2 separate regions of the Homo sapiens genome follow, and region 1 is linked to region 2. A link is an interaction called in ENCODE POLR2A ChIA-PET data of the cell type or tissue named here. Cell type or tissue: A673. All regions are shown on one strand. Region 1 overlaps CTDSPL2 (CTD small phosphatase like 2). Region 2 overlaps SPG11 (SPG11 vesicle trafficking associated, spatacsin).

What was found. ChIA-PET counts read pairs that join two places held together with the same protein. Peaks named below come from ENCODE experiments on the same cell type or tissue, not always from the same donor. Only the 100,000 strongest peaks of a DNase experiment are listed, where the experiment ranks them.
Region 1: POLR2A ChIA-PET joins it to region 2 with 5 read pairs; 2 of 35 experiments call an interaction of 5 or more read pairs at or near these places.

The regions. Positions count from the first base shown.
Region 1 is chr15:44,515,118-44,520,117 of GRCh38, forward strand. It overlaps CTDSPL2 (CTD small phosphatase like 2), which reads left to right. Exons shown (of 13, transcript NM_016396.3): 11 at 4,052-4,178. Among named protein-coding and RNA genes, the nearest start is that of EIF3J-DT, 19 kb to the right of the region's middle. In A673, no CTCF peak of the experiment used is centred here; no DNase peak of the experiment used is centred here; H3K27ac peaks cover 260 bases.
Region 2 is chr15:44,652,620-44,657,619 of GRCh38, forward strand. SPG11 (SPG11 vesicle trafficking associated, spatacsin) reads right to left here. Exons shown (of 40, transcript NM_025137.4): 4 at 4,476-4,677. Among named protein-coding and RNA genes, the nearest start is that of SPG11, 8.5 kb to the right of the region's middle. In A673, no CTCF peak of the experiment used is centred here; no DNase peak of the experiment used is centred here.

The sequences.
Region 1 (5,000 bases), 140 kb before region 2:
GGGTTGTGTGGAATTTTTCCACGTTGTGCATGATGTTTCATCTCCATATGTCTCTGAGGTAATGCATGTTAATTTACTTTTTAATGGCATAGAGAAATAAAAATTATTTTTTAACAGAAAGGATCAAATTAAGCCCTTGCTTTTTTTGAAAGCAAATTTATCTTCCATGGAAAGAAAATGTTACATGAATCTGATTGGAAATTACAGTGGGTTTAGTCACTCAGGTTATCCTGACTGGACTCAGTTCCTTGTGTGTGCCCTGAGCCAGCAGATGCAGTGTTTTCCTGGTTAGTGGGAGTGCCGTGGTGATTTTAAAATATTATGATAATTAGTTCCATTATTTTGTCAGCTGAAGTGAGATAGTAAGACTGCAGCAGTCTTGCTGTATCCTTTAAGAGGAGGGGTTAATCTTTGAATTTTTGATCAAAAGCTGAGAGAGATGACACAAACGGCTCATAAAAGCTTTAATAGGGCCAGGCGCGGTGGCTCACGCCTGTAATCCCAGCACTTTGGGAGGCTGAGTCTGGCTAATCACCTGAGGTCAGGAGTTCAAGGCCAGCCTCACCAATATGGAGAAACCCCGTGTCTCTACTAAAAATACAAAATTTAGGTGGGCGTGGTGGCGCATGCCTGTAATCCCAGCCACTCGGGAGGCTGAGGCAGGAGAATCGCTTGAACCCGGAAGGCGGAGGTTATGGTGAGCCGAGATCGTGCCGTTGCACTCCAGCCTGGGCAACAAGAGCAAAACTCCATCTCAAAAAAAAAGACTTTAATAGCTGGGTTGGTTGGTTGGTTCGTTCGTTCTTTCTCTCTCTCTTTCTTTCTTTCTTTCTCTCCTCTCTCTTTCTCTATTTCTTTCTTTCTTTTTCTTTTTTTTTTTTTTTGAGGCGGATTCTCACTCTGTTGCCCAGGCTGGAGTGCAGTTTGCAATCTCTGCCTTCTGAGTTTAAAAGATTCTCCTGCCTCAGCCTCTCGAGTAGCTGGGACTACAGGTGTGTGCCACCACACCTGGCTAATTTTTAGTGTTTTTAGTAGAGATGGGGTTTCATCATATTGGCCAGGCTGGTCTTGAACTCCTGACCTCAAGTGATCCACCCACTTTGGCCTCCCAAACTGCTGGCATTACAGGCGTGAGCCACTGCACCCAGCCCAGCTGAGTATAAATTTTCTTAAATACTTTTCCCATGTTGTCTTACTGGAAAATCCTAAAGTGTATTTTCTGCTGTTAACAGTACCTTTATTATTCAGTGGTTGCAAGTATACTGAAAGGCTTTTCCTAATGTTCATATTTTGGAAGGTTTTTTATTCTAAATAAAGCTGTGGTATCTTTTGTTTTTTAATCTAAAGGGTCAAAATAAGTAAGCTGCAGTCACACAAATGGGAAATGGTATTTTCTGTTCACAAAAGTATATTGTAATTTATGCTAATTTTACCTCACTTTACTAAAGTATACCCAGTGATTTTGTTTTGATGACTTCATTCATTATAATGATTTCTGTTCAGCATCTCCAGTATTCCAGGGAACAGTGGTGAGCAACACAAGCTCTTCCCTCTTGGAGCTTTCATTTACTAATGAGGAACAAATGATAGTCATGTTATGACAATGTGTTATAAATTAACAATCCTCTTTTAAACTAGATTTATAAAACCTACACACTTGAGGGTTTCCATTTGTTCTATCTAGATGTATTTTGAGAAATCTGAAACAAAAGCTTGTTTTTTTGTTTGTTTGTTTGTTGTTTGAAACAGTCTTGCTCTGTCACCCAGCCTGGAGTGCAGTGGTGCGATCTTGGCTCACTGTAAACTCGGCCTCCCAGATTCAAGCGATTCTCCTGCCTCAGCCTCCTGATAAGCTGGGATTGCAGGCGCGCATCACCACGCCCAGCTAATTTTTGTATTTTTAATAGAGACGGGGTTTCATCATGTTGGTCAGGCTGGTCTGGAACTCCTGACCTCGTGATCCGCCCACGTTGGCCTCCCAAAGTGCTGGGATTACAGGCGTGAGCCACCGCGCCTGGCCAACAAAAGCGTTTCAAAGAGTAGATTGTGAGTGCTATAGGGAATTGTCTGTGTTGGTGACAAGGTAGACTCTAAGAAATTCCTATGATCTAGGCTGAGTGCCGTGGCTCACGCCTGTAATCCCAGCACTTTGGGAGGCCAAGGCAGGCGGATCACGAGGTCAGGAGTTCAAGACCAGCCTGGCCAACATAATGAAACCTCGTCTCTACTAAAAATACAAAAAAAATTAGCTGGGCATGGTGGCAGGCGCCTGTAATCCCAGCTACTCGGGAGGCAGAGGTTGCAGTGAGCCGAGAGTCTGCCATTGCACTCCAGCCTGGGCGACAGTGGGAGACTCCGTCTCAAAAAAAAAAAAAGAAGAAAAAAAGAAATTCCTGTGATCTCTAAATCTCATGAGTTTCTAACACAAGTCTGTACTCACATGGATGATCTGCTCTTTGATGACTGGTACAAATAGTTTTTTTCTAAAAATGCAAATACATGCTATACACCCTCAGATTCCTGAATGAATAATTGGAAGGCTTTTACTGTAATTTAATTAAAATAACTGTAGTATCCACGTACAGATTCAGTTGTCTCCTGTCTCAATGAGTTTGCCACTATCGGTGAAGAGGCATCAACAGTGACTTGAATTTACATGCTGTATCTGCCTTTCCAGTTTCCTCATATCTAAATGTTTATAGAAATAAAACAGTGAATCTTATTTAGGCCCAACCAAGGCTTGAATTAATTTACTTAGTCTTTTTTGTTGTTGTTTTTTCAAAGTAGAACTGACTAAACTTTCCCGGGGCCAGATGATCGTTTGACTGTGATTATTAAAGTTATTCCTTATAATAAGGGGGAAAGAACTGCTTATACATTTTGTCTGTTCGTTAAATTCTTCCTTTTTGCCATACCAACTGGCACTGATAATTTTAAGGTTGAGTTTTTATTTGTGTGTGTATATGTAGATTTTTATTTATTCTTGGTAGCACTGTGACAGATTTTGTGGGTAGAAAATACCAGTTTCTTGAAATTGCATAATTTAAAATACAGGTCCAAATAGGTCCTAGATTTTGTAAAATTGTTAGTGTGATTAAGACACAAGGAAGACAACTTACCAATTATTAATATATACAGAATAGAGTACTTCAAGGTAGAAAAAAATTATATGAAACAATTATTAGTAATGTTCAGAGACTAGTATTTTGAGTATAAATTGAGATTATAATAATCACTTTAGTATTGTAAAACCTTTAATAGCTTTCTAAAATGATGTAGTATTTTTCTATGTGAGTGAAATATCAGTTTACATTTATAATACTTGATACTTAAATCTGAATTCCTCATTTCACTTAATCTTTTTTCAAATGATCATACACATATACTAAAAGAGGGGTGTTTAGGAAAAGTTGAAATGATGGAATGTTTTGGTCTTAGGACCTTTTCTCAAAAAAAATAAGGAAATCTAAAAAGCATTTTTTCAAATGCCAACACAAAAACATTCCTTCTTATATTTTCTATTCTGGCATGTACAGGGATAGGGAGGCTGTGTGGTCCACTGGTTAGAGCCAAGGACTGGGAGCCAGGAGGATCCTGGGTTCCAATGCGGGGCTAACCACTGACTTACTGTGTGACCTTGGGCAAGTCACTTGACCTCCTTGTTCCTCAGTCAACCATCTGGAAAATTGGTTAAAAAGCAGGACCTCGCTGACAACCAGATGCTGCATCTGAGCTGAGCTTTCTTGGGTAAATAAATTACAAAAACAATTTAGAGTTTTTAATCCCCCTTTATAATTTAATAATAACATTTTGGGATAAACTCAAGTTCTTTAAGGCATAGTAATATTTGGTTGTAAGCTTTCAGTAATTGCTTAGAATTTTTATAGTAAAATGGCAGCCCAACGCTTAGACCCATATTTGTGTTTGAATTTCCTTCAAGAGAGAAAATCATATGGCTTAAACTATAAAGCCTATGGTGTATATATATGTGTATATGTTCTACTTTTTAGAAAGTTTTTTTTTTTTAATTTGTTTTTATTTTTATGTTTAGGCACCGGCTTTTCCGTGAACATTGTGTTTGTGTACAAGGAAACTATATAAAGGACTTAAATATTCTTGGAAGAGATCTTTCAAAAACTATAATAATTGACAACTCACCACAAGCCTTTGCATATCAGGTAGGAAGAAAGTTGATAAACAAACTCAGATTGGAAAAAATACAATGAAGACACATGCTGCCAAACAGAATATGATGGGAGAAGAAGAAGAGAATTTTCACTGGTGGAATTTCCCTTTAATGTGTCATTTTTTTAGAATTAGAAATGACAAAGTGGTATATTCCTTTTGGAAAATTTTTACTTAAATGACATGCAGCATAAATGAAGAAAAACCTGAGTAAGAAAACTATAAGATAAGCATCATTGAATAGCATTCTTATCAGTTATTAAATCAGTAATTAGTAATTTAATCATAAACATATTTGAGTACTATAGTTAGTTTATGTTCTTCTGGTCTGGTTATTTGGTTTAATGTTCTGAAATATTTTCTTAGACTATTTTGTCAATATATTTGTACCCTTTGTTAATATTTCTTTGACGTATAACTACAAATGTAGATGAGTCATCCTTCCTTCCTTTTGTTTTTTTGTTTTTTTTTGTTTTTGTTTTTTGAGAAGCAGTTTCACTCTTGTTGCCCAAACTGGAGTGGAGTGCAATGGCGTGATCTTGGCTCACTGCAACCTCCGCCTCCTGGGTTCAAGCGATTCTCCTGCCTCAACCTCCCGAGTAGCTGGGATTACAGGTGTCTGCCACCACGCCTGGCTAATTTTGTATTTTTAGTAGAGACGGGGTTTCTCCATGTTGGTCAGGCTGGTCTCGAACTCCCGACCTCAGGTGATCGCCTGCCTCAGCCTCCCAAAGTGGTGGGATTACAGGTGTGAGCCACTGCGCCTGCCTGATGAGTCATCCTTTCAAGGTATATTTTAGATTATGAATATGTCC
Region 2 (5,000 bases):
GAAACAGACTAATGTGACTATCAAGTCTAGCTTTTTTTCTTTTTTTTTTTTTTGAGACAGAGTCTCACTCTGTCACCCAGGCTGGAGTGCAGTGGCGCAATCTCAGCTCACTGCAACCTCTGCCTCCTGGGTTCAAGCGATTCTCCTGTCTTAGCCTCCCGAGTAGCTGGGACTGCAGGTGCATGCCACCATGCCTGGCTAATTTCTGTATTTTTAGTAGAGACAGGGTTTTACTATATATTGGCCAAGCTGGTCTCAAACTCCTGACTTCCAGTGATGTGCCTGCCTCGGCCTCCAGTCCAGATTTTAAAATCACTCATTATACTGCCACCACAAAGTAAGATTTAGGCTGCGACCAGAGGAATGCATAAGAACTAGAAGGTAAAGTATGTATGTGGGTATAGGTGGGAGAGTATATGTGGAAAAGGGGGCTGTTACATTTGAGAAACAAAGAAGGCTAGGGTGGCTAATGTACAGAAAATGAGAAGTAAGATGGAATGGGATGAGGCTAGAAAGATGGTTCAGGGCCCCATAGGCTATTAAGAATTTTAAACTTTTATCTGAGGGGGAAAAGGAACCTGAAGAAGGCTTTTAAGCAGAAAAGCAATATGAACAGATGCAGCAGAGTAGCTAGGGGAAGAAGGGGAAGGATTTTATCTCTTTGAACACTTACATTATTAAATATTAATCCTTTAAACAACTTGAAGGTAATTTGTTGACACAACCATATGACACTGTCCCAGGATGATGATGAAAAGAAGTTAGAGAAGGTAGGGCGAAAATGAGAAGATGCATGAGAAAATAGTTCCCCCATCAACAAAATAAAAGGTAGATACCCCTGCCCCAGATGTTAATGACTGGCTACACCTCTGATAAAATATGCATTTTAACAACATCACTCTTAGCTACTCTATTGTGGATGGATTTGAGGGGGTAATAGGCATGAGGAGATCAAGTAGGAGACTATTAAAATAGTTCAGTTAAGAGATAATGGTGGCATAGAGTGACGACAGAAGAGTTGAGAAAAGTGGACAAAGAAACATTTAGGAGACAGAAAGGGTAGGACCTGATGATTAACTGGATGTGGATCTAATACCAAAAAGAAGTTGGAGATACAGTAGTTCCCTCTTATCCACAGTGGATACATTCAAGACACACAGTAGGTACCTGAAACTGCAGATAGTACCAAACCCTATACATACAGTTGACCCTTGAATATCACAGGTTTGAACTCCATGGGTCCACTTATATGATTTTTTTTTTCCAAAAATACATTGGAAAAATTTGTAAAGATTTGCAACAATTTGTTTAAACTCACAAATGAACCATGTAGCCTAGAAATATATTTTTTTCAGACAGGGTCTTGCTCTGTTGCCCAGGCTGGAGTGCAGTGGTGCAATGACAGCTCACTGTAGCCTTGATCTCCTGGACTCAAGCAATCCTCCTGCCTCAGCCTCCGGAGTAGCTGAGACCACAGGCATGTACTACCATGCCCAGTTTAGCCTAGAAATATTTTTTAAAATAAAGATTAAGTCAGGTATGTCATGAATGCATAAAAGTTACATAGTTACTACTCTATCATTTTCTACCATAAATTATGCACAAATTGGCTGGGCACAGTGGCTCATGTCTGTAATCCCAGCACTTTGGGAGGCTGAGGCAGGTGGATCACTTGAGGTCAGGCGTTCAAGACCAGCCCGGCCAACATGGCGAAACCGTTTCTACTGAAAATACAAAAATTAGCTGGGCGTGGTGGCACATGCCTATAATCCCAGCTACTTGGGAGGCTGAGACACGAGAATCACTTGATCCCAGGAGGCGGACCTTGCAGTGGGCCGAGACTGCACCACTGCACTCCAACCTTGGCAATAGAGCAAGACTCCATCTCAAAATTAAAAAAAAAGAAACCCACAAACTTATTATAAAAAGTTAAGATTGGCTGGGCGCGGTGGCTCACGCCTGTAATCCCAGCATTTTTGGGAGGCCAAGGTGGGCGGATCATCTGAGGTCATAAGTTCAAAACCAGCCTGGCCAACACGGTGAAACCCCATTTCTACTAAAAATACAAAAAATTAGCCAGGCGTGGGTGGTGGGTAATCCCAGCTACTCAGGATGCTGAGACAGGAGAATCGCTTGAACCCAGGAGGCGGAGGGTGCAGTGAGCTGAGATTGCACCATTGCGCTCCATCCCGGACAACAAGAGCGAAACTCCATCTCAAAAAAGAAAAAAAAAAAGTTAACATTTATCAGAACCTATGTAATGTACACACTTACGGACTGTACATGATACCATTCGAAGCCAAAGAAAATGTAAACGAATGTCAAGATGCAGTATTAAATAACTGCATATAATTAGCTGTAGTATATACTGTACTGCTGTAATAATATCATGGCCACTTCCTGTTGCCATTGCAGTGAGCCCTAGTGTTGTAAGCATCTGCTTAAAATGCCATGTGGTACTAATAATCTCTGTGTGAGCAGTTCTTCTCTCCAGTAAATTGTGTAACACAGTAAAAAGTGATCTCTTTAGCTGGCACAGTGACGTGAACGTATAGTCCCAGCTACTCGGGAGGCTGAGTTGGAGGACTGCTTGGGCCCAGGAGTTTGAGTCCAGCCTGGACAACATAGCAAGATCCTGTCTCTAAAATAATAACAACATAATTTTTTAAAAGTGATTTCTTGTGGTTCTCATGTATTTTTCATCATGTTTCGTGCCATACCATAACCTTGTATAACACCATGGGACCCATATGAAATGTAATGCTGGAAGTGCTCCCAAGTAGAGAAAAGTCATGACATTGTAAGAAAAACATGAATTGCCTGACATGTACCATGGGTTGAGGTATGCTGCTGCGGTTGCTTGCCTTTTCAGACAGACTACTCATCTTGTAAACAGATTATGTAGAGTATCAATACAGTACAGTACTGTAAATGTATTTTCGCTTCCTTAAAATTTTCTTAACATTTTCTTTTCTGTAGCTTACTTTATTGTAAGAATATAGTGTAATACATATAACATAGAAAATATGTGTTAACCAACTGTTTATGTTATCAGTAAGGTTTCTGGTCAACTGTAGGCTATTAGTAGTTAAGTTTTGGGGGAGTCAAAAGTTACATGTGGCATTTTGATCGTGCAGGGGGTTGGCATCCCTGAGTTGTTGAAGGGTCAACTGTACTGTTTTTTCCTATGCATACATACCTATAATAAAGTTTAATTTATAAATTAGGCCCAGTGAGGGAGTAATAACTAATAATAGGACAATTACAACAATATACTGTAATAAAAGTTATGTGAATGTAGTCTTTCTTAAAATATCTTACTGTATGTAATATTTCCGGAACACAACTGACTGGGAGAAACTGTAACTGTGGATAAAGGCGACAACTATATAAAAAAGAGAGGAAATGGAGAAAGGCCCCTAAGAAGGATGGAAGGAATGGGATCTAAAGCACACACAGAGGGATGGGCCTTCATAGGAGGCAAGGTCATCCAAGAAAAGTTGGGAATAAAGAGATTAATGGAGGTTTGAGGAAAACAGAGAAGGTTTAAAAATACAGTTGTAAAGAATGGGCTCATGAAAAATCACTGTAAAATTTCCAGGCAACATTAAGACCAATTAAAGGTACTAAGTGTGAACCTAGAGTGGTATCAATTTTCTTTTGTTGTTTTCTACAAGTACTCAGCTGTCTGACTGCAGACACTGTGAAGGCAGAAAAAAAGATTTCAATCAGGGTTGAAATTTTGCCAGACCAAGTGCTATCACAGGGCAGGAGCAAGAGTTTAGAGTACATGCAAGAAAGTAACTGTATGATGGATCACAGAATCTATGCTGGAAAGAGAGGGAAGTGAAGACAGGATGGGGTAAAGAGTGGAAGGTCAATGAATTGGAAATTCCAGTTAGGTCAGAGGACAGGTGAAGTGGGAGTACTTGAGTAAGCAAGCTGGAAAGTTTGGGAAGTTGTGGTCAGAGACTGAGATGTAAAAAGTAGTGACTTGGGGGAGGGACGACTTCAAATATTGATAATGCCTAGGGTATGGCTGTGGAGGTGGAAAGCTAAGGTAAACTGGAAGAAAAAGTCATTGACAATGAATTTAAAGAACAAATCATGAACTTGGGTTCTCAAGGAGCTTATAAACTCTATGGGAAACATGAGAAAATTAGGGAAATAACATGTCTATACAATTAAGTGCTAAACTGTGGTTTAAAATTGTGTAATTTTGATTTACATGACATAAACCATATATAAATCAAATCAAAATCAAAACTTTGATGAACATGTAAAAATATAAAAGGTAGCCAGTGGTCAGTTATACATATTATTCAGTAACTACTTTACAATGTATTAGCTAGAACATGATCTAACTGAATAGAAAAAGAAACACTAGTTAAAAAAAAAAAACTAACGAGGATATTTTTAACCTCTTATCAGTCTAACTATTTACCTCAAATTAGAAACTGCAGTCATCTACATACCTGAAATACAAATTTAAGTTAAGAGCAACTGCGGAGTTGGAGGAGCTGACAATCACTGCAACATCGAGGTCTTGAGAAACTTTCAGTGAAGTAAATGAAGAAATCTTGGCTGGCTCCTGTTGCTGCTCATTACACATGTCTTCTTTGTGAAGTGCTAAATCCACATGAGCTACATATGTACCATCCACAACATCAAAAATGTCTTTTAGTTAGAGTTAAAAGAAAATGCCAGTTTTGTAAGTATGCCTAACTATTTAAAGCACAGGTTGGGAAAGAGCTATAGACTTTATCACTCCAATTTTGTAGGTATAACAGAAGAAGACTGAAAACTGAGGCAAGCCCCCATTATAACAACCAGATGACTATGAAGTTGATGCCACAATAAAGAACCTGATACCAAGTTCTTCAACAATACCTGCTGAACATCTGCTCTGGGCCAGGCCCAGAGGCACTGCTATTTTCCAACAGCACTGGCCAAGAGATGAGGTAAACCTACTATTTTATGTAACCCAATACTGTCTATCC